2 separate regions of the Mus musculus genome follow, and region 1 is linked to region 2. Evidence: chromatin loops called from intact Hi-C (ENCODE). Cell type or tissue: left cerebral cortex. All regions are shown on one strand. Each heading gives the region's core, and the rest is flanking DNA. Links, peaks and the distances in the headings are about the cores only.

Evidence for each region. Hi-C counts contacts between places; a loop is a spot of excess contacts. Peaks named below come from ENCODE experiments on the same cell type or tissue, not always from the same donor. Only the 100,000 strongest peaks of a DNase experiment are listed, where the experiment ranks them.
Region 1: it touches region 2 in a loop (6-fold over the local background); 8 of 42 quality-filtered maps call a loop at or near these places.

Annotation. Positions count from the first base shown.
Region 1 is chr13:53,775,051-53,786,885 of GRCm38, forward strand. All of the region lies in intron 1 of Gm34439 (a long non-coding RNA gene), which reads right to left. Among named protein-coding and RNA genes, the nearest start is that of Gm34439, 6.8 kb to the right of the region's middle. In left cerebral cortex, for the core only: a CTCF peak has its summit at 4,291 (motif pointing right); a DNase peak (open chromatin) is centred at 4,297.
Region 2 is chr13:54,229,525-54,241,359 of GRCm38, forward strand. It overlaps a transcript of Hrh2 not described here. Among named protein-coding and RNA genes, the nearest start is that of Gm16578, 12 kb to the left of the region's middle. In left cerebral cortex, for the core only: no CTCF peak of the experiment used is centred there; a DNase peak (open chromatin) is centred at 4,933.

The sequences.
Region 1 (11,835 bases), core at 3,337-5,836, 450 kb before region 2:
GGAAATATAGTTTTACTTCTAAAACCAGTGCAAGGGTGTCGGATATCTAACTAGGAAAAGTGTCAAGAAACATACACACACACATGTGCACACACATGCATATGCGCACGTACATACATAGCTTATCCTTAGGGTCTTTGGGTCATGGTTGAGAGAGAATATTAACAACAAAATGCAAGAGTTTTATTCTTTAGGGGTGCTGCCTATGGTATACCCCCCACACCTTGAACAGGGCTCAGATGACTTCAGGGGCCAGACACATTTGGGGTGACGTCTGACCTCGCTCTTGTGTACTTTGTGGGAGTCCAACATGACCAGATGAGGTTAGTCTAAAGGCTGGGATGCAACAACAGATCTTTGCGTTTCTTTGACTTTAGAACCTTCCATACTTTGTCTTGATGTGGTTGCTGGGCTCCAGCTGAGTTTTCATTCCATAGGCTGGGGTAGGGCCTAAAAACATGCATGTTAAAGAGCCCCTAGGTTGGACTAAGAAAATGGGTGCCCGAGCAGACTTGGAGAGATCTGTGTTTAGTGTGTAGCTTGTTCAGAGAGGTTTAAAGTTTCTACCAAGCTCATTCCCATTCTTCAGACTTCGTGGTGACTTTGTGCTTAAAAGCAAACAAAAACAAACAAAACAAACAAAAACAAACAAACAAACAAACAAACAAACCAAACAGGCTCACAAAGAATGAAAGAAAAGGGAAAGCTAGGTCTCTGTTTGCTGAAAAGCCTGGCTCGGAGGTGGCTTTCACTGGCCACAGGACACCTCCTGGATGGAATGTGACCATTCAGGAGGCACTGGCGCCCTCTAGTGAAGCTACCGGCACATTCCTATGGAGACCTCCAAGGCAGCTGGTTAACTTGAAATACCGTTAGTAGCCATTAGGAGGCTCTCTTTCCTTTGCTGAGAAATAACATCTGCGCCACCTCACCTCTAGAAGAAGGTGGAACTCTCAAAAGCCCTGGAGCAAAGAGAGCTAGGGTGTTTTGATAGCACTCACTGTCCTTATACAAGTCATTAAAACTTTCTGGTCTGCATAATGGGTATAAGGACTTGGCTATCGTACCTCTGGGAAACCGGGATCACATCAGCGTTCTCTGTCCTGTGAGGCTCCTCCACCCCCAACTGTGTCCTTTCTGGAGGCTGCACTGACAGACTAAGACAGCTAGTGTCCTCGTTGTGGGCAGCTTTCCCTCCGGTGGAGCACAGCTCTGGGCTCTGTCAGGCTCTCTGCACTTGTCTGAGTGGGGACAGAGTCACAGCACAAAGAGTTTTAATCTGCCACCATCTTCACAAGCATTGTCCTCCTCCCAGTCTATAAAGTTGATGTAGTTGACAGCTGGGGGATTTGATGTCCGAGGGTGGAGCATCGCTGTTCTGCCTTCTACTGATCGCTGGCTTTGAACTTAGGAAACATGTAAGTAAGACTTCAGGTTTTCTGACTCCACTCTGGCTCTCCAGCCCGAGACAATGGTTGACTCATTCAGAGCCGCCAGCCTGATGTCAGGTAGCACAGCCTCCAGGGCACAAGCGGAACCTTTTGCTGAGTGCAGAGACATGTGTAACCGCATTAGTGTCTGCCTTGAAATATCCTTTCTGACATGCTGCCAAGAACCCTCGCTGCCAGGGATTCTGTGGCGAGCAGACTTCGGAAGGCAAGGAGCTGGTACCTCTTTTCTTTTACCTAAAACGTAGCTCACTGCATGAATGTTGTTTTTTATAATCACTTCTTTAGTTTTGAGAATTTCGTACATGAGTACTGTATTCATACCATTTCCACCTCTCCTGGCCCTAACACTTCCACATTCTTCTTCATCTCACCTTGAGTTCATGACCTCTTCCTCTTTATTATTGTTACATCTGTGTGCACATATGTATTTTTGCATATATATATATATATAGTATGAGTCCAGAAGGAGCTGGCTGTATTATGTCTGGGAAGGCAACATTGCGGTCTAAGCAGTGGGGTTGGACCTTGTATTCAGTACTTCCTCGGTCCTCAGTGCTGTAGCAAAATTCCTGACTGAGAAGCAAACGAAGGCAACAAGGGGCTGCTTGCTTGCTTCGAATTTTCTGCAGTCCTTCATGGGAGGAAAGGCATGGCTACAGTATCAGGAAAGAACCGGTCACATGGCATCCACAGCCGGTAAACAGAGAACAATAGATTGTTGGTGTTTCAGCTTGCTCTTAGGCCTTTGCTCAGGCTGGGACCCAGCCTGCTCAGGTTGTATCTTTCTGACTCAACCCAATCCAGAAGGCTCCTCACAGACATGCCCGGGCATTTGTTTCCAGAGTGGCTGTAAACCCCCATCAAACTGGCAATAGAGATCCACCATTACGGATCTCAAGGCGTAACCAGGCGGCTTCTAGGTTGACTGCCGAGGATCTGACTTGGGGTCAGTAGTGCCCTTGATCAAGAGGAACAGCCAGAAAAGGTGCAGGTTTTTGAAAGATTACTGTTTCAAAAAAGAGCTCCCAAAAGGCCATCCTGAGCTGGGAGGAGAGCTCAGAAGCAGGCCTGTTCCGTGGACAGATGCACTGGAGAGAGGGTTTGGAGCACACAGACTTCCGCCAGGCAAGGTCTACAGAGAGTGGAGGTCTAGAGGGTGTGGGCATCTGAAGCTCACCCCCCTTCTAGCACATCTGCCAGTTCCTACTGTGCACAGCTCCCTGCCTAGGCTGCAGCTGACAGTGTGAAGTTGCTGAACACAGAGATGGGAAGGGAAGCATTGCACACACACAGCTGTTCTTACTATTGTACCAAGCCTGCTGCAGACAGAGCAACAGTTACAGCCTTTAAATGTGCTGAAAAAAATTTTTTTTGGGATCCTCTCTCTGTGACCCTTTAAAGTGAATTTTACCCATCTTAGGTGCATTAAGTATGCTGCGTTAACCAAATGCAATATTAATGGACAGATAGAGACCTCGTGCTTCTAGAATAAAGATATAGATAGCCATTTACTTCCTATTCAGTCGCCCTCAGGACCCACTGCTCTACCTGAGGCAAGGATGCCAGCCACGATTCACAGAGGGCACTTCTCTACCAGCTGGGCTCCCTGCCATCTGGAGCTACAGCTTTCTGGGTGACATTGGCCTGGTTTCCAGTTCTGCCACATATTCCCCAACATGGGAAATTACTTCTTGTTTTCTCATCGCCTAAGAAAAAGCGGAGACAATTGTAGCAACTCTAAAATCAGAGATAATTGTTGCCATTTCTAAAATCATAGCAACTGGGTGTTTCTATCTCTGAGCAAACCTTGTCAACCCTGCAAGGGCTTGTCATCCTCACTCTATCACCCTCCTGTCTTCTTTGCTGTTCTCTTCTCTCCAGAATTAGGCTTCCATCACCCACTCAGCTTCCAGGTGTCATCCCTAAGAAGATGAAATGGGGATCGGTGGGGATGCGGAGACGTTGGGCGAGGAAGCAAACAGATGGGCAATGACTCAGGACAGGTGACGTTCAGGAGGAAGTAGCTGGACCAGGAATGGAGAAGGCAGGCGGTGGATGTGATAGCCCGGGTTCTTCAATTCATAATGGCATTAAGTGGGATGAAGGACTTGAGAGTTACATAGAATTGAGACCAGAAACATCCCCACGCCCTGTAGCCTTAAGCATGATGCTTTCCTGTTTTGAAGCATGGCTTTCTGCTGAAACTGAATGAATAGTCATGAGCGCTGTAAAGATATTGGTCAGTAATGAACTATGTATATGGTGGCCGTTTCTATGGCAACACTAATGTAAACAAATCTAGTGAGCAACCAATTGTAAATACACCAAGCACAATTATAGACAGTACATGATACTTAGCACCGAGGGACAGGGTCACTAGTTCATGTACTGATTATATTTTCTATTGCTGTCTTAGAGTGTTATTTTTTAAATTCCTTTCACTTATTAAAAAACAAAGTTTATAGTCAAATGATATAAGAGCAGTGGCTTCACACCTCTGTTGTTTTCAATGACTTTCGATTATACCATTTTCTCTCCTGCTTGGCTTGGTCATAAGTGGTTTAGTTCACCACTGACCCAGGAGCGCCAGGCTTTGCCCACATAACAGACTGCACAGTTTACATGGGTAGCTTGCTAGGCCTAAGTGCTGTCATAGTTCCACGGTAAAGCCCCTAATGATGGCTTCCTGAGGATGGCTTTCCACTGCTAAGCAATGCACGGCTGTGTCATACTGTGGTGCTCTGGGGAAGAAAGAAAGGCCTGGCCTTCAGGTTTAAGGTACCCTTTGAAGCACAGTGTCTCTTGCCAAACTAAACAATGTTTGTAACAGGACCTGCACAGTAGATGGCGGTAGAGGCCTGGGTCTGGCTACACCAGACAATAATCTGGGTAGATCACCAAGGAGAACTCATTCTGGCTCCCAGGGGGTCTCCTGGTTACACTAGAAAATCTGAAAGATCTTAGCCCCGCAATCAGGAACACATTGTTTAGCATTATATGGAAACTGATATGATTTTTTTAAAATGTCTTTTGGTGTTTGCTTTCCTAATAAACCTCAAGCATTCCCAGCCATCAGAATCATGCCAAACATGGCCCCCCTGGATGCCTGAAGGCCACCATCTGAGACCCTGCACTGAGCCCCTCCCTCCACACCCCACAGGTGGCCCAGTTCTTCCCTCATTGCATGAGACTCTTCTGCCCTTGCTCACCAGTGTTGTAATAAACACTGTTCTTGACAGATAAGGGGGAAAGGGTTTATTTCAGCTTATAGCTTCTAGTCAGTTCATGATGAAAGGAAGTCAGGGCAGGGACTAAAGTAGGAACCTGTAGGCGGGAGCTGGTGCGGAGGCCATGGAGTGGTGCTGCTTACTGGCTTGCTCCCCATGACTTCTTCAGCCTGCTCTCTTACACCTTCCAAGACCATCAGCTCAGGGGAGAGCTGGGCCTTTCCATAGCAATCATTAATTAAGAAAATGCTCCCACAGGCCTGTTTACAGGACCTGCTGATGGAGGTGGTTTTCCAACTGGGGTTCCCTCTTTCTAGCTTGGGTCAAGTTGACAATTACAAAACAAAACAAAACAAAACAAAACAAAACAAAACAAAACAAAATGACAACAGTAACCAGCAACAAAGAAAACAATCCGCTCATCAGCAAGACCCTAGAATCCCCATCTGTAGCAGGAATGGTCGGGGCCACCCAGCTGCAAAAGCATCTCCTGCAGGAGGACCTAATTGAGGACTGCCTGAGAGACCAAGGATTTCTGATGCAGACAATGTCAGCCAATTGGGAACTGCCGTTTAGAAGAGATGCTTTCTTGGGACCAATGGAAGCTCAAGTGCTCAGAGCGCTTGCTGCAGCCTTTCTCATCTGTTCCTAGAGTCTGTGTCATTGATTCCATGTCACCTCGCCTGCAACCCCCAAGGGCAGGTAGTCCAGGACACAGGCAGCACCCATCTGGGACCTGTACTCAGCCCTTCAGACATCCATGGAGAGCCCTCCCGTCTTCCACACCTCATACCCAAACACAGCTATCTGGGGGCCTGACAGATGGCTTAGTGGATAAGCAGTTGTCACACAAGGGTGAGGAGTTCAGATCTCCAGAACCCACATAAAAGCTGGGCAGGCATGGTGGCTGCCTGCAGTGGTAGCACCCAGGAGGCACAGACGGGGTATTCCTCGGACCAGCTGGCTACCTAAACCAGAGATGGAAGGCTTCATGTTCAGTGAGAGACCCTGTCCCTGAATAAAGTGGAGTCTGATCAAGGAAGACACAGACACCAACTCTAAGGCTCTACACTCACGTACATACACACACACACACACACACACACACATACACACACATACACACACACACGTGAGCGCACACACACACACTCACATGCACACAGAGATGTATGAGCACATGCATGCACACACATGCACATGCATGCACATGTAGAGACACATACATGTGAACATTCACACACACACATGCATAGCACATGCACACATGGAAATGAGTCACAACATTCTAGCCTGTCCTCTTTGGCTTTGATCCGACTCCCCAACCCACCTCACGTTAATAAAGAATACTTTGTGGAGCATCGTGCTGTCCGAGGCTCATCCCTTAATGGACATGATATTCTTAAGGTGTGTGGTCAGCTTCCTAGATACACTAGTCCAGCATCTTCAACAATTCTGTTTTGAAATATCTAGAAAAAAATGTGTTAATACCGAGATTAGTTCTTGTTGTCATTCTCTAACTAAAACTCTTTAACAACCTCCAGGATTGCATTTGTGCTTGTTACCACCTGAAAATGAGCTATTCTCAGAACTCTTTTCCCAAATTGGTGTTTGGGGAGCTGTTTGGGGTGGGGAAGTGGTTACTGGTAGGAAAGGAACTTGATGGTTAAAGCCCAGACCCACTTCTGGTGGAGCTTTCTTCTTGGTCTGTAAAGATGCAAGGAAGCCATGCCCGGAGCACCCACCACAGTCAGGAGGTGGCATCCCCACACCTCCCTGTCCACAAACCCATCAGCCAAGGTCAGTCTTCCTTCGATTACCTCCTTCTTGTCAGATGTTTGGGGGCAACCATGAAAAAGTCACTAAAACAATGTGTGTTGGGGCTTTTTCGTAGGACAAGTATGGTTTCAATGAGGATACAGGAGAACATCGTACAGGTTATAGGCAAATAGGATGCCACTTTATGTAACTATTCTCAAAGTTCAGGGTCAGATGGAGTCCTGAAATCAAGCCCGGTGGATGCTGAGGGATGGCTGCTAGGTGTAGAGAGCTGGGAGGGCAGATGCTGTAACAAAGTTACATATCTAACACTGTGCTCAAGTAACACCAGATACATAGTAATTTTAAATGCCAGCAATAGATTTGTAGCCTAGGGATAAGCAAATCCCATCTCGGGCTTGTTACACAAGCCAAGGTCCTACAGCTGGAGAATGGCGAAGGCCAGACAAAAAGCCCTTGAGTGTCTTATCAAAAGCTCTCCTCCTCTTGCCTCCCCTCTGCGTCTTACTCGTCTGGAGAGCCCCCAGAGTTTGCCCCATAAACAAGTGCATAGTAGGATGTTGCAAATGCCTGATGGACAGAATGGAGAAAAGAGCAGAAGAGTGTGCAGATGCGTGAGCGTCCCCAGCAAGCACAGAGGCAGAAAGTGCACCAGGAAAGCACGTTAGGGACCCGTGGGTAAAAACAGGCAGTGCTCCCTCCCCCACTTCACAGTTGGCTAGCGTGACTCTAAATGACATCAGAGAAGCAAGGAGAGTAAGGCACGAAATGGGTAGAGAATATAAGCTAGAGACAGAGCTAAGATGAAACAGGATGTGAAGTATCTGGGTCTTTCCAATGAAGTCTACTGTTCCCAAAGAGTCAAAGAGCAGGCTGCTAGTCCAGGCCTCATTTAGCAACTTAAACAAGCTAAGAGTCCAACTCATGTGTAGATTTTTTAAACATGAGGATATAATGTTTTAAGCAGAATGTAAAGCTTTCAAGGTATGTAACACCCCACCCCCTCTCCATCCCCAGTTTTTGGTCTAATTGTAAAGAGGATTCTTTCATCTCTCCTTAGACAGGTGTTAAACAAAGCAAAGCAAAGCTATCAAAAGGATTTGAGTCTCTAGATTTGTCCTGAGGTGGGCATGGGTGCAGATCCTGACAGGTGCAGATGTTGGCAGTACTGATGCTGGGAGGTGCAGATGCTGGGAGGTGCAGATGCTGGGGGTACAGATGTTGGCAGGTGCTGGTGGTGCTGGTGGGAGCTTCAGGCAGCAGAGGTCAGTCGTGATGGCTGACAGTGACTGACAAGAAGGCACCTGGTATTTTGAAAATAACACACAGTATCTGCTCACGTTCTGCAGGTAGTTTTCCAGTATACCTAGTGAGTGCACAGAGCCTGGCCTTGGGTGTTTGGGACAGTAGACTAGGAGTGGGTACTGAGTCCTGTACTAACTCCAGGCAGGGAGCGGCTGACTGCTCCCTTTACATCACTGAGTAAGATGAGGCTAGTATCCCTTCTGATGTCATTGACTTTCCTTTTTGTATTTGAAAGGAATGCATCTCAGGGAGATGGCATTGCCCATCAGAGATCACAGAGATCAGATGTGATGAACCAGGAGCCAAACAGGGAGCCACTGACCTCATTCCCCTCCCTGGCTTCAAGTCCTCCCATCCTTCCCTACATCCTTTATGTTCTCATAGGCAAGCACCCAGCTGCCACATGTGAGAGGTTACAGAGATTTATAACTGGGAGAGGAGGCGGCTGTGTGGCCCGAGGCCCACAGAAAGCAGGCATACTGTAATTGCGTTTTAAAAATTGCTGAACATGGCCATTGAACCAACAATTTGGTCTCCAAGAATACATATATATCCAGGATGTACACTTAGACTCAGCACGTGGTGTGCACATCAGCTTTTAAAGTGAGATACCCAACCTTGGCACTGAGTTAATTAGTAACTCAGCAAACGATAATTTCCAGAATCCTGATTACTTTTCTAAAGATGTGGATTCCCGTTTAATAAGCACTTTGCAGCAGCGTGTGGCAGTGCTCCTGTAAAGTCTGCTCATGGAGGGATGCAGGAGCAGAGGGAAGGATCCTCTCAAAGCCACCTTGTCTTGCTCAGCTCCTGCTTCCTGCTTCTCCCATCCCTTGTGAAATACACACTTTGACCAGTAGGTGGGGCAGTTGTAAAGCCAAGGACTCAGCAATAGCCCGGTTCTAAGGAGCCTAAGGGCCAGTTTCTACTCTCATGGTGGAAGAGATGACAGTCTGTGTATAGTGCCTGAGGCCTGCAGAAGTCAGGAGAGTCGGATCCCCTGGAACTGAAGTTTCAGATGGTTTTGAGCTACCACGTGTGTGTCAGGAACTGAACCCGGGTTCTCTGCAAGAGTGACAAAATGCTCTCAACTGAGCCAATGCTCCAGCCCTGCAAAAGAGACTTTTTATGCTTCCAAACCACCACACCCTTATTAGAAGTAGGAGTTCATCCTTCAACCAAAATTTGGTATTATGTGATTAAAATAACACCAAAGGGCCTCTCCCCATGTATGCATGCACCTATTCACCCATATATTTGTCTTTTCTTCTACTGATCTGCCAAATATTTAAGAACATTTGCCCAGGCACTGTACAAGGTGTTAGGGATGTATCAGTGAACCATATTTTCCTCTCATGGAAACCTTGCATCCTAATGGGGGTTATTAACACTAAATAGCAACTGGGTAGATGACAATTGCAACCCAGAATACAGATTGTGGGAGAAAAGGCTACAAGTGCCTTGACAGAATATTACCCCCAGGGACCTGATTTTCCTGGTAAGGCATTGATTTGGTGAGGTGGGAGTCTATGAGGAATGAAGATAATATACAAAGGTCTTGCAGATGAATGGAGGATGGAGGAATCGACGTAGGTCTAAAAGTGACAGCAGAATTGTGGGAAAGGAAATGGGGACGGAGGCAAGGGTTGGGTAATGCTGGTCACTATTTGGAGTTTGATTTTATGTGCACCAGAAATCTGGGCATCTCCATCATCTCAACTTGTCCCCTGTGGCCACCATGTGTAGCCAGACAGTGAGAAGTTTTCTTTCCCTTTATCCTGTCATGTGACGGATCATCACAGTTGTAAGGAAGCTAATCGTCTCCCCATTTTATAAATGATGGAAGCAAAATTTAAGTGGCCCATCACTCAGCCAAAGTCACAAAACTTGCAACCACTGCTGGGATTTGAACGAAGGGTTTCACTTCAAGATTTCACCCTTGTGCTGTGAAGAATTTCTGGGATTGATCTTGACAATTTCAGGAGTGTGGAGGTCCCACCTCACTCTCAACATTGCCGCTTGTTTTATGGATGATGGCGCAAAGTGGATGGTTTCAGGTTTCCAGGTTTCTGCCCTGTCCCAGAGCTTTGCCTAAGATACCTCTGCTCTTCACCATCAGCATCCTCTGTGCCTATTGAGTGACATGATGTCCGGTCTCTCAGAAAGCCCTGGACGTCCCGTGCTTTTTATGTTCTTCTAGGTTGTGTGTTTTAGGATTTATCCTGTTTTCTAAATCAGAGCATCCCTAGTCTTTAAACAGATGTCCTGCTCCTACCCTACATCCTATAGCAAACACTGGCTTTAGTCACGTGTAGAATCCAGTTCACAATGGCAATGGAAGCTCCTGATGATGTTTGGGGAAAGCTTAGATCACACCTAAAGGTTAACATAAGACTTCAGGGATGGTTATGGGAAGAGATCTCGGTTATATTCACTGGCAAGCTTAGCAACTCTTTGCCCCCAAATGGTAAGTGATTTTTCTTGAAGTCAACAATTACTGTTTTTGATGTTGATAAAGCAGACTTGAATAAACCACAGATTTAAAAGTCCCCAAGACACACATATACGTTTGTTCGGATGGAGCTGGCAGACTGCAAGCCTATGAATTAAGAATTCAAATGTTTTGATAAAAGTGAATCAGTTTGTTGAAGACATGCCTACACTCTCACATCAATAGCAGCACTATTAGTAATAGTCAAGGTATGGCATCTATCCAAAGTGTCTTGTGAGCGACGTATGAATAGATAAAGAAAATGTGGCATCAGCACATAACTGAATATTATCCAGACATGAGAAGAACAAAATCCTGTCATTTTTTTTTGGCAACATGAATGGAACTATAAGACATTACACCAAGTGAGAAGCCACCCAGGACAGTACATGTTTCTACACATGTGCAAAAGCTAAGAAGAAAAATTGATTCCACAAAAGCAAGCAATAGAATAGACGTTATTAGAGCTGAGGAGGGCAGGGGGAAAGAACTACTAAACACGTGAGTTTTTGAACACAGAAATTGCTATTGTTTTATTGGAGGGCTCATTTCTAATGTTCTGTAGCATAAAGAGGTGACTAGAGTACTCAGTGATTCATTGTATGCTTTAGCATATGTGTAGGACTGGCTCGATGGTTGGGTGTGTCCCTAGGACAGTTCTGTTCTGTACTTTTGTCACCCTGGCCCCAGGCGCAGCTGTGGGTACAAAAAGGAGCCCTGGAAGCAGAAATGGAATCCATAACCTTTGAGGATGTGGATGTCAACTTCACAATGGAGAAAAGGGTTTTGCTGGGTGTCCTTATCAGAAGACAGGATACTTTATCTATGACAACGTGATATAGGAAATGTTCTGAAAGCTCGTCATTATATAAATAAATAAATAAAACCATTGAAAATGACTAAAAATTCCATAGAATGCTGTACATTGCGGCTCTAACAGGTCAAGAACTTGTGAGTGTGTGAGGTACATAAAGACAATGTGCACATGTGGGGAGTGTGGCAAAGCCTTCAGTCCCCATCTCCCCTGGTTCCTGGAGCATGTGAGGACTCACATACTGGAGAACAGAAACTCTATCAATGTGGAAAACCCTTCAGTGAAATGGAAACTACTGTTTGTTTGTTTGTTTGTTTGTTTGTTTGTTTCTTTCTTTCTTTCTTTCTTTCTTTCTTTCTTTCTTTCTTTGCTTTGGAAAGCCAGTTATGTCGAATGATGTTTTGCTGGGGCACACAGGTGAAAGGATGTTTTGCTAGAGCAGACATGTGAAAGGATGCATGATATTCAGAAGGGATAGAAATATGACCTCACAGACAGTGGGAGCATTGGTTTGCTTTGCTCAGCCTCACTGTTCTTCACGGATGACACACATGTATTGGTGTGCCTTACACTGCTTTGCTGAGCTTCACTTGTGATGATGCCATAGAGAGAAACTCACCAAAGAACTTCTCATGAGATTCCTGCAGCTTCTTGCTGCTTCCACAGACCCCAGCTGGTTGGCAAGCCTTGTGGTTTCTTCTGGATTGAACTGCCCTTGCAGGTTCATGTGGGGTGTCTGCCGAGAGGACTGGACCAAAGCTGCTGGTT
Region 2 (11,835 bases), core at 3,751-6,250:
GGGGCTGTCAGATTTGATTATTTTAAAATAAACAGACTTAACATATATAAAACAGAAATATTGATATTATAAGGAAGAACATATATTAGGTACCATACACTAATAATAACAAAAAGAAATCTATCTAGCTCTATTAATATCATACAAAATAAACATTGAGTGGAAGTTATTGTTAAGGATAAGTAAGGCCAATGTATTTTGATGAGAGCTAATCTATCAGAAAGATCATTTTAATTCATATGTGCCAAATGACCCTAGCTTGAAAAACATGTAAAGCTAACAGAAACACAAAGAAAAACTTACAACTCATTATAATATAAAATGTATAATATATTATCAGTATTTAAAAACCAGGTATATGACTATCAATATAAGAATATAATTCTTTATTTCGATTTACAATTGAAAGTGTAATGTTCCCTCCCGACAAAAGCAGAACACATTCGGCACACAAAAGAGCTGTCTAAAGCTGGGTATAGTGGCAGACACTTACTCCCAGAGGCAGAGGCAGGTGGATCTCTGTGAGTTCAAGGCCAGCCAGGGCTACATAGCAAGATCCTGTCTCAAAAGAACAAACCGAAGAAAAAGAGTTGAGCATCTACTAGAACTCTGTTCATAAAGCAGTCCTCTAATGAAGACAAAGTTAAGTAGCAAAAGAAACCTATGCTAACTTGCTAACGCATTCCTTAGTTGGTGGAGTGAAGGAAAAAAGTCTTTAAGCTGTTAGGAAATAGAGTTGAGTGCAGGACAATGTAAACAAGACTTCGAAACATACTCCATTCCTCAAAGTGTCCACCAAGGGAAATGCAGGAGTACGTGCTTAGAACATAAACAATGGGTTTGAAATTTAAGTACTAAAAGTTCAACTTGGAAAGTTAAAAAAGATCAACACCGCGCACCCATACACAGTAAAGAAAAGGTCAACCATGGAGCAGACATTAGTGAAGCAAAAGACAAAGGCTTGGTCAAAAGAAGAGCAACAAACCCAACCACAGTTCTGAGGAAAATTCTGGAAAAACTGGCAGGTCCATCGCAAAGAATGGAGGACGTTTTTGTAGATTTTTGGTATAATTAAGAATAAAAATACCATTGGAATCAACTCCATGTCCACCCAAAGGGAAACAATGATCAGGTGGAGGTGTTCAGTCAGCACCACACACAGGTAGGAAAACCATTTGCACGTTAAAAATAGGAATGGGAGGGGTCAGGAAGAAAAAGGGGGGAAAAAGTATTGGATGCCACGTGTCTTAGTCAGGGTTTGTATTCCTACACAAAACATCATGACCAAGAAGCAAGTTGGGGAGGAAAGGGTTTATTCAGCTTACATTTCCACATTGCTGTTCATCACCAAAGGAAGTCAGGACAGGAACTCACACAGGGCAGGAACCTGGAGGCAGGAGCTGATGCAGAGGACATGGAGGGGTGCTGCTTACTAGATTGCTTCCCTTGGCTTGCTCAGCTTGCTTTCTTATAGAACCCAGGACTACCAGCCCAGGGATGGCACCACCCACAATGGGCCCTCTCAGCCCTGATCACTAATTGAGAAAATGCCTTATAGCTGGATCTCATGGAGGCATTTCCTCAAGGGAGGCTCCTTTCTCTGTGATAACTTCAACTCCTATCAAGTTGACACACAAAGCCAGCCAGTACACCACGTGACACACAAAAGCCAATCACAACATTTAAACTTGTAGAAGAAAAAAAAAAAAAGAACACTTTGATGACTTTGGGATGTATAAGGCTTTTCATAAACAATCCCAGAAAGGAAAATAAATAAAACATGGCTATTAAAATGAAGGCAAATGTGGGCTGAGTTGCTGGCACAGTAGGTAAAAACTCTTGAGACATAAGCACAAGGAACTGAGTTTGAATTCCTGGAACCCACATTGTAAAGCCAGACATGGTTGCATGTGCTTCTAACCCCAGCACTGAGGGGTGGAGACAAGTGCAGCCCCAGAGCTTGCCAGCCGACCCGAAGGATCTTACTTCAAGTTCAGTGAGAGACCTGCCTCAGGGCAATAAGGTATGAATAAAAAGTCAGCCTCAGAGGGGGAAAAAATCATAAAACATGATACCATCTACATAAAATAAATGAAGGCAAAACAAAATATTTGCTGGAGTGAATCAGGTGCTCATGAATTTCAACGACTTTACTTACATAGTCTTTAAATCATGTCTATGTACTTAAAATAGGATCTGTTTGGCTGGCTAGTGTATTTCATTCAAAAATATCCAATAGATGAATTGTGAACCAAGAGGATTTGCTGGAGTAGGGGGATTACCTGAGTTGTTTATCTGTGTCTTTTTGTTGGTTCTACGTGCTGACATTTTACTGTGAATATGTCATGATGAATTACTAGGCAGGCTCCTTAGAGGGCAAAGGCTTCAGTTTCGAGTGGCTCCTCGGTAGTAATTTCAGCAAGAAGTACTTTCTCAGAGCTAGTGGAATGTTCGTCCAAGGGCGGACACCTCCCTGCTAGCTTGGCCAAATATGTGCATTGCTGCTCATGTGGGAGCAGAAACCTCTGAAATGCCACAGGCCTGACCTTGCCGACCAGACGAAGGTACAGAGTGTTAAGAGAGAGGGCCAAGGGCCACCTGGGAGTTCCCGGCAGTGACTCAGCCAGGGTGTGCCACGCACAGAAGGAGGCTGGGAATCAGCAGAGTCTTTGTCCACGGAGCCTTGCAAAGCCAGGCACCCACAGCCATAGCCACCGTGTGACTAGCAGAAGTGAGCAAGGAAAGTAGAGTCTCCATCCCTCTCCCTGTATGGAAGGAGGAGCAGAGAGCTTGATTGTCCCACTGGCCAAGCTTCCCCAGCTCATGCAAGACGTGTGAGATGGTTCTCTCTGGGTTCCATCTCCAGCACTGTGAACATTGAAACGTGGCACAGATAGAACATTCATTGCCTGGGCCCCCTAATGTATGAGGTGCTCGCTCTGGTGTGTTTTATAACCCTGGGTTCTTACCAGAGTTGGAGAATATATAATTATGAGTAGCTCCATATGAGATTCAGAGGAAGGATCATATAGGAACAGAGCTGGGATTTGTAGGCATGGCCCCTGGTTGCTTCTCCTTATAGGGTGATGGCCTTCCCTGCTCTGCCTGTAAAACTTAACTGCTCTAGACAGGGAAGAGAATCCCACAGGCTTAGTCCAGGCTTAGAGGATGCACAGCACAAGGGCTCATCCCATGGACTTGTCTCAGTGACCACCTGTTCTAGCCTGCTTTCTGTTACTGTGAAAACAAACAAACAAACAAACAAACAACAAATCCTCTATAACCAAAAGCTATTTGGGAAGAAGAGGGTTTATTTTAGCTTATAGGCTATATAGTTCATCATGGCAGAAAGCCAAAGCAAGAACTCAAGGCAGGAGCTTGAAACCAAGAGAGTGGCTGCTTACTGGCTTGCTCACTCTGGCTTGCTCAGCTAGGCTCCTTACAAAGCCCATACTCTCCTGCCTAGGGATGGTACCACCCACAGTGGGCTATATCCTCTTACATCAGTTAGCAATCAAGAAAAATCCCCACAGAGAGGCCAATCTGATGGAGGCAATTTCTCAACTGAGGGTCCCTCTTTCCGTGTATGTCAAGCTGACAAGCAAGATTAGTCATGTCAGTACCCCAGCTCTGACTTATGCTTGTGTCTCTACAGGAAAACAGCATTGTCTTGCACCATATGCTCCAATAACCTCCTAAGCTGCTGCAAGAGCCTGTGGAGGCTTCGTTTCCTCCAGCAACACCCAGAAGGACCCTCAAAGGAGCAACTGGGGGAGCCACTGTCTGAAGAGACAGAAAGGACACCATCACAGGAAGGAATGGGGCTGTTGTCCTATGAGGCTGTCTAGATCCTGCCCAGGACACCAAGATGCTGGCCTTATCACTTGGATCTCCTTTCTGGAGCCCCTGTATACCAAGCCCCACCAAACCACTGAGGACAAACTTCAGCCTGAGCCTGGAGGCTCACAGAACACACAAAACATCTTCCCTGGGAGCAGATTTCAGACAGGTTAAAATCCTTAGGCAGAATTCCTTGGGTTCAAAGCTCATGTTGGTGCTGGCCCTAGGAGTCATGAGCAGAGAGAGCAGGACAGAGATGGATACACAGGTGTACATGGACGTGCTTCTATAGAAAACATGCACATCTGCCAAGCAGGGCAAAGGATACTATCATAAAGCACTGAGAAGCCTCGCTTCCCTGCGAGGTCTCAATGTGAGCAGAAAAGAAGAGAAGCGAGTGGAAGAGAAAGAAGAGGAAAGAAATTGCCCTCCATGGACACCTAACTAAGTTCCAGATACTTTGCCTACACAGGCTCTCATAATTTATATACATATGCTTAGGATAAGCATCACTCTCCAGTCTTTACAGAGATGGAAACTGAGAGTCAGGGTAGTGTGGAATGTACCTCAGGCCACTCAGCCAGAAAGTATGTCTGGGATAGAGGTACTAAGAATGGATGTGTGGGAAGATGTGTGGATGGATGGACAAATGGATGATGGATGAATGAGTATATGGATGGATGGATGGATGGATGGATGGATGGATGGATGGATGAATGAATGGATGAATAAATAAAAATCCAGGCTTATGTCCATGCCTTCTAAACTACACTGATACTCAGAAGAGAAGCCAAGACAATTCCTTAACTCAGCTAACCCTCCTCTAGCAAGTCTTAGCCCTTCAGGAAGCCCTCCATGATGAGCTACAGCCATTGATGGTGCTCATTTTCAACAAGAAGTAGTGTACAGTGGGCTTGTGGGGCAAAGTGTGTCTACTGAGTCCCAGGAAAGCACAGACAGAAGCTGGGAAGATGCAGAGAGTACAAATGTGTAGGTTGACCTAATGCCACCCTCATCTGGCTACATGACCAGAACAAATCCCTGGCCCCTCTGAGCAGCTCTATATTCCTCTGTGTAAATGAGTAGACTCCCTTTCTATAGTTAGAGAATGACTGAGAGATTCAAGGAGGTGGAGTTGGCGAGAGCCCCAGAGAGAAGAGGATATCTGTGGACTTCTCTCCCCGAGGACTCCTCATTGCTGTTGCCCTTCCATGACCTCAACTCCTCCTTGATACCCAGGTTTCCTTGGGTTTCCAAGACCCTCTCCTGCCGCCTCCACGCCCACCCCCAACCCCCGCCATGTCCACCTTTTATGTGGTTTTCCAGCCCTCTTTGTGACTTGCTGTCCTCCACACAACCATTAGATGTGACTGTCCCTTGGAGTTCAGTGATGGGACGTCTCACCTTAGGTCTCCCTTTGAGACCTCATCTGCATCCATGACCTTAGTCACCAAACATAAGGAAATTATTTGCTGATTCACAACTGTAGGCAAAGCATGAGACACTGGGTCACCTCCATCTGCATACTTCAAAGGTACCTTACTGTTAACAAGTCCACAACTACCCACTCCAACTTCTCCCTCGCCTGCTTCTCCAAAGCCCTCCTTCTCAAGCAGAGGATATATCCTGGGTTTCAAAACCCTTGGTCAGCCTCGGCCCCTCTTTCTACCTTGCTTCTTCTCATGGCAGACACTAGAGTCTTAGCTCCAACACATATCCGCCACCCAACTGATAATCCTCATCTTCCCTGTCTCACATGACCCTGCTGCTGTAGTCTCCATCGGGACAACTGGAAAAGCTGCTTAGATCTCTTTCCTACACTCACCCTACCTTCTTACCCCCATCAGTTCTCCACACAACAGCCTCAGTAGGCTGTGAAAATTCATAGCCTACTCTGTCACATCCAGGATAGAACCTTCTTTAGACCAGCCCGCCAACCTGGCCTTGTCAGCTTCCATGTTCCTCCAGCTTCCTGCTTTGCCATCCCCTACCTTCTCTTAATTCCACCCCTGTTTGTCATATTGTTTTATTTAGATCTACTATTTCTAGCAAACAAGGCACTCGGAGTGCTATTTCCATGACCTCAAATGCTCCTTTCTCTTCTGGACAACTTGACATCATGAGATCTCATCGAAAATACCATTCCCTTGGGGATTTCCTCCTTGTCTGTTCTGACCCTTCCTATACCAGGCCCTTGCCACACACCATGGGACTTTATGTAGAAGCCATTGGCTCTATATTATATCTTATAATATGATAGTCAGCTGTGGTTTCTTGGACACTATCTTCCTCCTCTATGCATGAGTTCCTTCTGCTGACCTTTGCCTGTTGGGTCTCTGGAAGAGTACTCACACATAGTAGAAGCTTAGTTAAAGTTGTCAGGGAAACAGGCAAAGAATGGTCCACAGCAATATTTTAAGGGCTAGCCTGCCAATAAACTTCAAGGAGTAATTTGGCCTGATAACTCCCAGAGATGACCACTGAGTATCTTTATCAAATTCCCTCTGAAAGCCCAAGAGACCCACTTAGACATCTTCTTGGGAGCCAATGGCAGGTGAGTCTCTTAAGTCACAGCCAACTAACTGGAGGCACAAGATCTCTGGTGGACCTGCGTGATCAGAGAGACAGCCAGTCAGACTCAAGACCACAGTGCCCAGGGACAACCTGCCACATCAGAAGATTCCTGCACATGTAAACTTTCTTCTGGAGCCTTTCCTGGCAGCACAAACGGGGTGCATGAAGCCTGGGGGAGCATCAGCCGAGGTGGAACTTCAAGTCCATTCTGTGTTTCCATGTTCCAATAAAGCTATCAACACAGGTGCTGCCTTGGTCTCTCTCTCTCTCTCTCTCTCTCTCTCTCTCTCTCTCTCTCTCTCTCTCTCTCTTTCTGTGTGTGTGTGTCTTTCTCTCTCTACTGTCTGTCTCTGTCTCTATCTCTCTCCGTCCCTCCTTCTCTGCCTGGCAAGGAAATACTCCCAAATTTTATCATGTGGTATCTTGATTTAGAAGGGGAAAAAAAGTCATGAGAAAAGTCTGGGATAAAGGACTCAAAGCTGGGAGGGGCCAAATTGAAAGTTGCCTTTAAAAGTTAGGATAGGGCTGAGGAGGTGAAAGAATACTTACCCTCTACATAAGAGGACATGAGTTCGAGCCTTCCACACTCATCTCAAAGGGATGAACATGCATACCTGTAATTCTAGCACTACGGGGAAGAGAGATTAAGATCCTGAAGGCTCACTGACCAGCAGTGTCAAAAATGAGCTTCAGACTCAGTGAGAGTCCCTGACTCAGGGGCTGGCGAGATGGCTCAGCAGTTAAGAGCAGTTCTATAAGACTTAGGTTCAAAGCCAGGTGTAGTGGTGCACTTGGGAGGCAGAGGCAGGGGAATTTCTGAGTTCAAGGCCAGCCTGGTCTACAAAGTGAGTTCCAGGACAGCCAAGGCTACACAGAGAAACCCTGTCTCAAAAAACAAACAAAAACAAGACTTAGGTTTAATTCCCAGATAAGATCTGGGTTTCATTTCCAGCACCCACATGACAGCTCACAATTGTCTGTAACTCCAGTTCCGGGGGATTTTACACACACACACACACACACACACACACACACGAGTTAAAACAAAACAAGAAAAGAAGTAAGTTTCCTCCGCAGCTTCACCTCCTCCTGTCAGAAGCCAAGAAAAGCCAAACCACAGAGGAGGGAGTGACCTTAGGTGACATGCTGAGATTCCAGGTTAAAAACACCTGGAGAGCTGCCATCCAACCCACTCTGTGGTCTGATGTCTCTGTTTGTTGCTGACTTGGGGAAGGCTACCATTTCCAGCTCACCTGGTGGCCTATGTGTGCAGCAGGTGCTTGGCAAAGTGTATTTGTGAAGTAGATTTTCAAACTTGTTAGAGGCTTGTCATTACACGGGAGCAACATCTTCAGGATGGAAACATCCATCTATTGGTGGAGAGCCACACTGTGTGGGGGAAAGGCAGGTAAGGCAAGAGAAATCCACATCCCAGAGGACCCAACGGAAGGCTTCAGAGAAGGACACAAGGAAGGAAGAGGGCTGGGGTGGAGAATGGGCTTGGGTAACTAAGTATCAAGCTGGGAAGGGACCTTGGTATGGAAGGGATGAAGCTGGAGGTGGTAGAATTCTGAACTTTGGCCCCTTCAGAAGAAACCATGATGGCACACCCTGATGAACTTTCGTAAGAACCAGAGAAAAGCTGGTGAGGCAAAGCTTACAGTGTTCTCCTCAAACAGCGTTTAATATGTCAAGAGAGAAGGTCAAAGCTGTGCAAAAGGCTTAGAAAGGTGCACACAGGCAGGCAAGCCTGAAGTCGATGCTGGTTAGTTCCTGTTGGAGCTGCTTTCTCCTTGGTTACAGCCAGGACTGTGATAATCACCCAGGAACTAAATAGACAGCCAGGCAAGGCTGGAACCTGGGAGAGGCATTTTGCAGTCCCGATCTGCAGGCTCTGAAACCCTCAGCGTGAACCAGATGAGAAGCAGAGACTTGTAAGTGAGCCACGGTGGAAAGCCAGGAGGGAAGCAGGGGTCCCACAGACTGGCTGAGGCAGTGTGGGGATCCATGCAGGGTCCCAATGGGCAGCTGGTGTTCAGCCGCTGCAGGGTTGGGGATGGGGTGCCTTATCCTACACGGAATGTAGCAATTTAAGCAAGAGAGGGTTAATATAATAAGGTCTAGGTTAGAACAGAAGCATTGAGATTTCAGTTGGGAAGCTTAGGGACATCGGAGCAGAGGCAAACAGTGGGACCGTCAGGGTGAAGAGTAACGCTTTTTGTCTTAAATTGAAATGAGGTATCACCACATGGTCCAGGCTGGCCTAGAACTCACTTTGTAGCCCAGGCTGACCCCAAACTCTGGATCTCCCTGACTCTCCTCAGCATGGCCATAACACTTTATGAGGGCCCATTCTCTACTGACCCTTAGCTCCGTGATGGGAACACAAAGAAGAGTGTATTTGGGCATGTGTTTCCCTACTCTCCAGAAAGGTGCGCTTGTATTTAAACATTTCAAAGGAATTAGGGGAGGAATGAGGCATGCCGGTTAGCAGGCACCTCACCAGGAGACAGTGGTATACTTACTTACACCAGGAGGGAGGATGGGATGATGCTGGGGGTCCAACGGAACCCAGGTCTTACCAAAGCCTGGGGTGGATTTTAGGAACACGGAGGATGTTAGGGAACCGCTGTGGAGCCCAGACCCAGGCGGATCCGTTCAGAATCCCACCTCAGCTGAGCTGGGAGACAATGCAGACCTTCCAGAATACCCGGTAGGTCATCAGTGTTCCAGAGACAGCTAATCGGCACACAGGTAAAGAACAGGAAGGAGCTTAACATGTGTGGGTGGTTCTCTCCAGGCCATTCACGCAGGAAGTGATCGCTGCAGGCACACATCTCCCCCACCAGAACTGCAAGCGTTCCTGGAGGAATTCATCAGCTCTGGCAGGTCGCTGGCTGGGTGGTCGGAACGAGTTCCTTCACCCATTAACAGCCTGAAGGGACTCGTTATTTGGAGGTGACCACAGATTTCAGCACCAGGTCCCTGATCTCCTTGCTCAAGGTCATGGGACACAAGGGGCTTCTCACACCCTGCCATGTCACTGCCCTCAGAAGCAGGTCTTCTGCAACAGGGGCTCACTCCCTTGGGCTCTGCCAAAACTGTCACGTGCGTGCAGTAAACCTGGCATGATTCCCAGGGAAACAGGGCCCCCAGAGGACTTGCCTCTGGGTAATGTGGCTCCCAGATGAACCTAACCATGATTTTCAGCTGAGATCATCAAGCCCTTTCCCATACACAGGGTTATCCTTCTGGTGGCCACCTCTGTGGGGCAGCAGCAGTCAGTCGGCAACTCACAAAATGGGGCCAGGAGAAGGAAACATGACCCCACAAATAGCCCCACCCAGTCAATGGCCCAATTGAGGCTATAGCTCAGGCCTTATCAACAGTCTGTATCTATTCTGATTTAGAGTTGGAGTTTATTCCTAAGCTCGTACGTGATTGCAGAGTTTTTCTCTTAAAAATAGAAATAACTAAATAAACAAGAGAGGAATAACAAGAATGCTAACGGCTGTGTCAACGTGGGAAGGGAAAATTTTCATGGGGCCCTGCCCTTAGCAAGCCTTCATGGAGTCCTGCTCCTAGACAAAGAACTACAGGAAGCTAGTGGCTTCTGGGAGAAGGAGAAATAACCTCTTCCAAGGATGAGTACTCCCCTCCCCCACTTATTGGTTGTCCAATGTAGAGTGATCAGCCTCAAAACGATATGGACACCATAGTGAAAACTGGCTCAGCAGTTGTAAGCACGTATCTTTGTGCATGTACATGTATGTACTTATATATGTAAGTAACAATAATAATAAAAAAGGAGGTTGTTAACAGGGAGAGATGAGGGGTTGGGGGAGGGAAGGAAGGGGGAAGCAGAGTTTTCTATCTCAAAGAAAAACATTAAAAATTGAAAAGGAGCCGGGCGTGGTGACGCATGCCTTTAATCCCAGCACTTGGGAGGCAGAGGCAGGCAGATTTCTGAGTTCGAGGCCAGGCTGGTCTACAGAGTGACTTCTGGACAGCCAAGGCTACACAGAGAAACCCTGTCTCAAAAAAAAAGAAAAAAAGAAAAAGAAAAAAAAAAAGAAAAAAATTAAAAATGACATATAAACTAAAACATTATACGATTATAAAGAAAACTTGAGTTCATTTGGCAACCTCCCCACCCCCAGCTCCAATCCTCATTTTCTCTATAATTTTTTTTTGATGAATCGATAGCCTCAGATTGCTGTGCAGCACTTAATTAAATTTGATTTTTTTCTTCTTTATCATTAAAACTGCAGTCTCTGAGAGGACAGAAATTCAACACTACATCTTCAACTTTCAGCCATAACAGCAACACAAAGGTCTCCCTCTTTATTTTAACCATGGGTGCTTGTCCCCTGGTCTATGTGTCTGCCTCCGTAGCCACAGACATTAAGTCACTGCTACCCCTTTCTTATGCTTAAACAAGGAGATGCTGGTGACTTGACAACGTTTCCTTGTCAGGGCTTCAGTGCACATTTACCCCAAGACACAGACAGCCCCTGACTTACAACAGCTCTACTTAGGGTTCTTTCTTTGTGGTCATGTGAGGGTGACACACATGGCATGGATGGAAATAGCATCTTTCCCCAGGTTAGACAGATGTGACGGGATCCCATCTGGTGATGCCGGGTGGCAGCAGTGGGCTGCACCTCCTACTCAGTCATGGGATCCCCAGGGTGAGCAGCCAGCACTCCACAGTACACTAGCTTGTTAGGGGAGGGACTCACTGGGTTAGATAGAGTCAGAGCAGCAGGCCTCTGGTGTTTCCAAACTCTGGTGAGTTACTGGGAAATAATTCCATCACAAGTCAAAGAACATCTGTACACACAAGTGGATTCTGGGTATGGAGGTCACGTGTTGTCAAGGTGCCTTCAAAGAAGAAGAGTTCATTCTCAGTTGTGCCAGTACCAACAGGGAGACCCTGTTTCCCCAGCTCCCCAGTGCACCTGTGTCTAAGAGGAGGCCCCCTGGCTTCTCTTAGGCCCTAGAAGTTAGAACAAGTCAATTACCAGGACAGTAGAGAAAATGTAGGGAACAGACATTTTCACAGGTCTTCTTGAACTTGCCCTGGTCTTTTCATGACCCCTAAGTCCTGCCTTCCTCCTAGATCTTTTTAAAGGCCCTATCAGAGACACACAGCCATAGCAGGCTGTAGCAGCTAGTGGTGCCCCAGCAATGCTGTGTAACAAACATCCTTAAACTCACAACACAAGACAATAAATACCGAGTCAGATCCCGAGTCTGGAGGCATAACTAACCAAGAAGGCGCTTTTAATGGGATGGTCCAACCTCCTCCAAGGACCCGGCAGCTGTAGCACACACCTCCTCTTCAGCCGCATCCTCTACACAAGTCTCTTTCCAATCTACCTTTTCCCTTACTCATCTCCCAAATCTCAGCTTGAACAT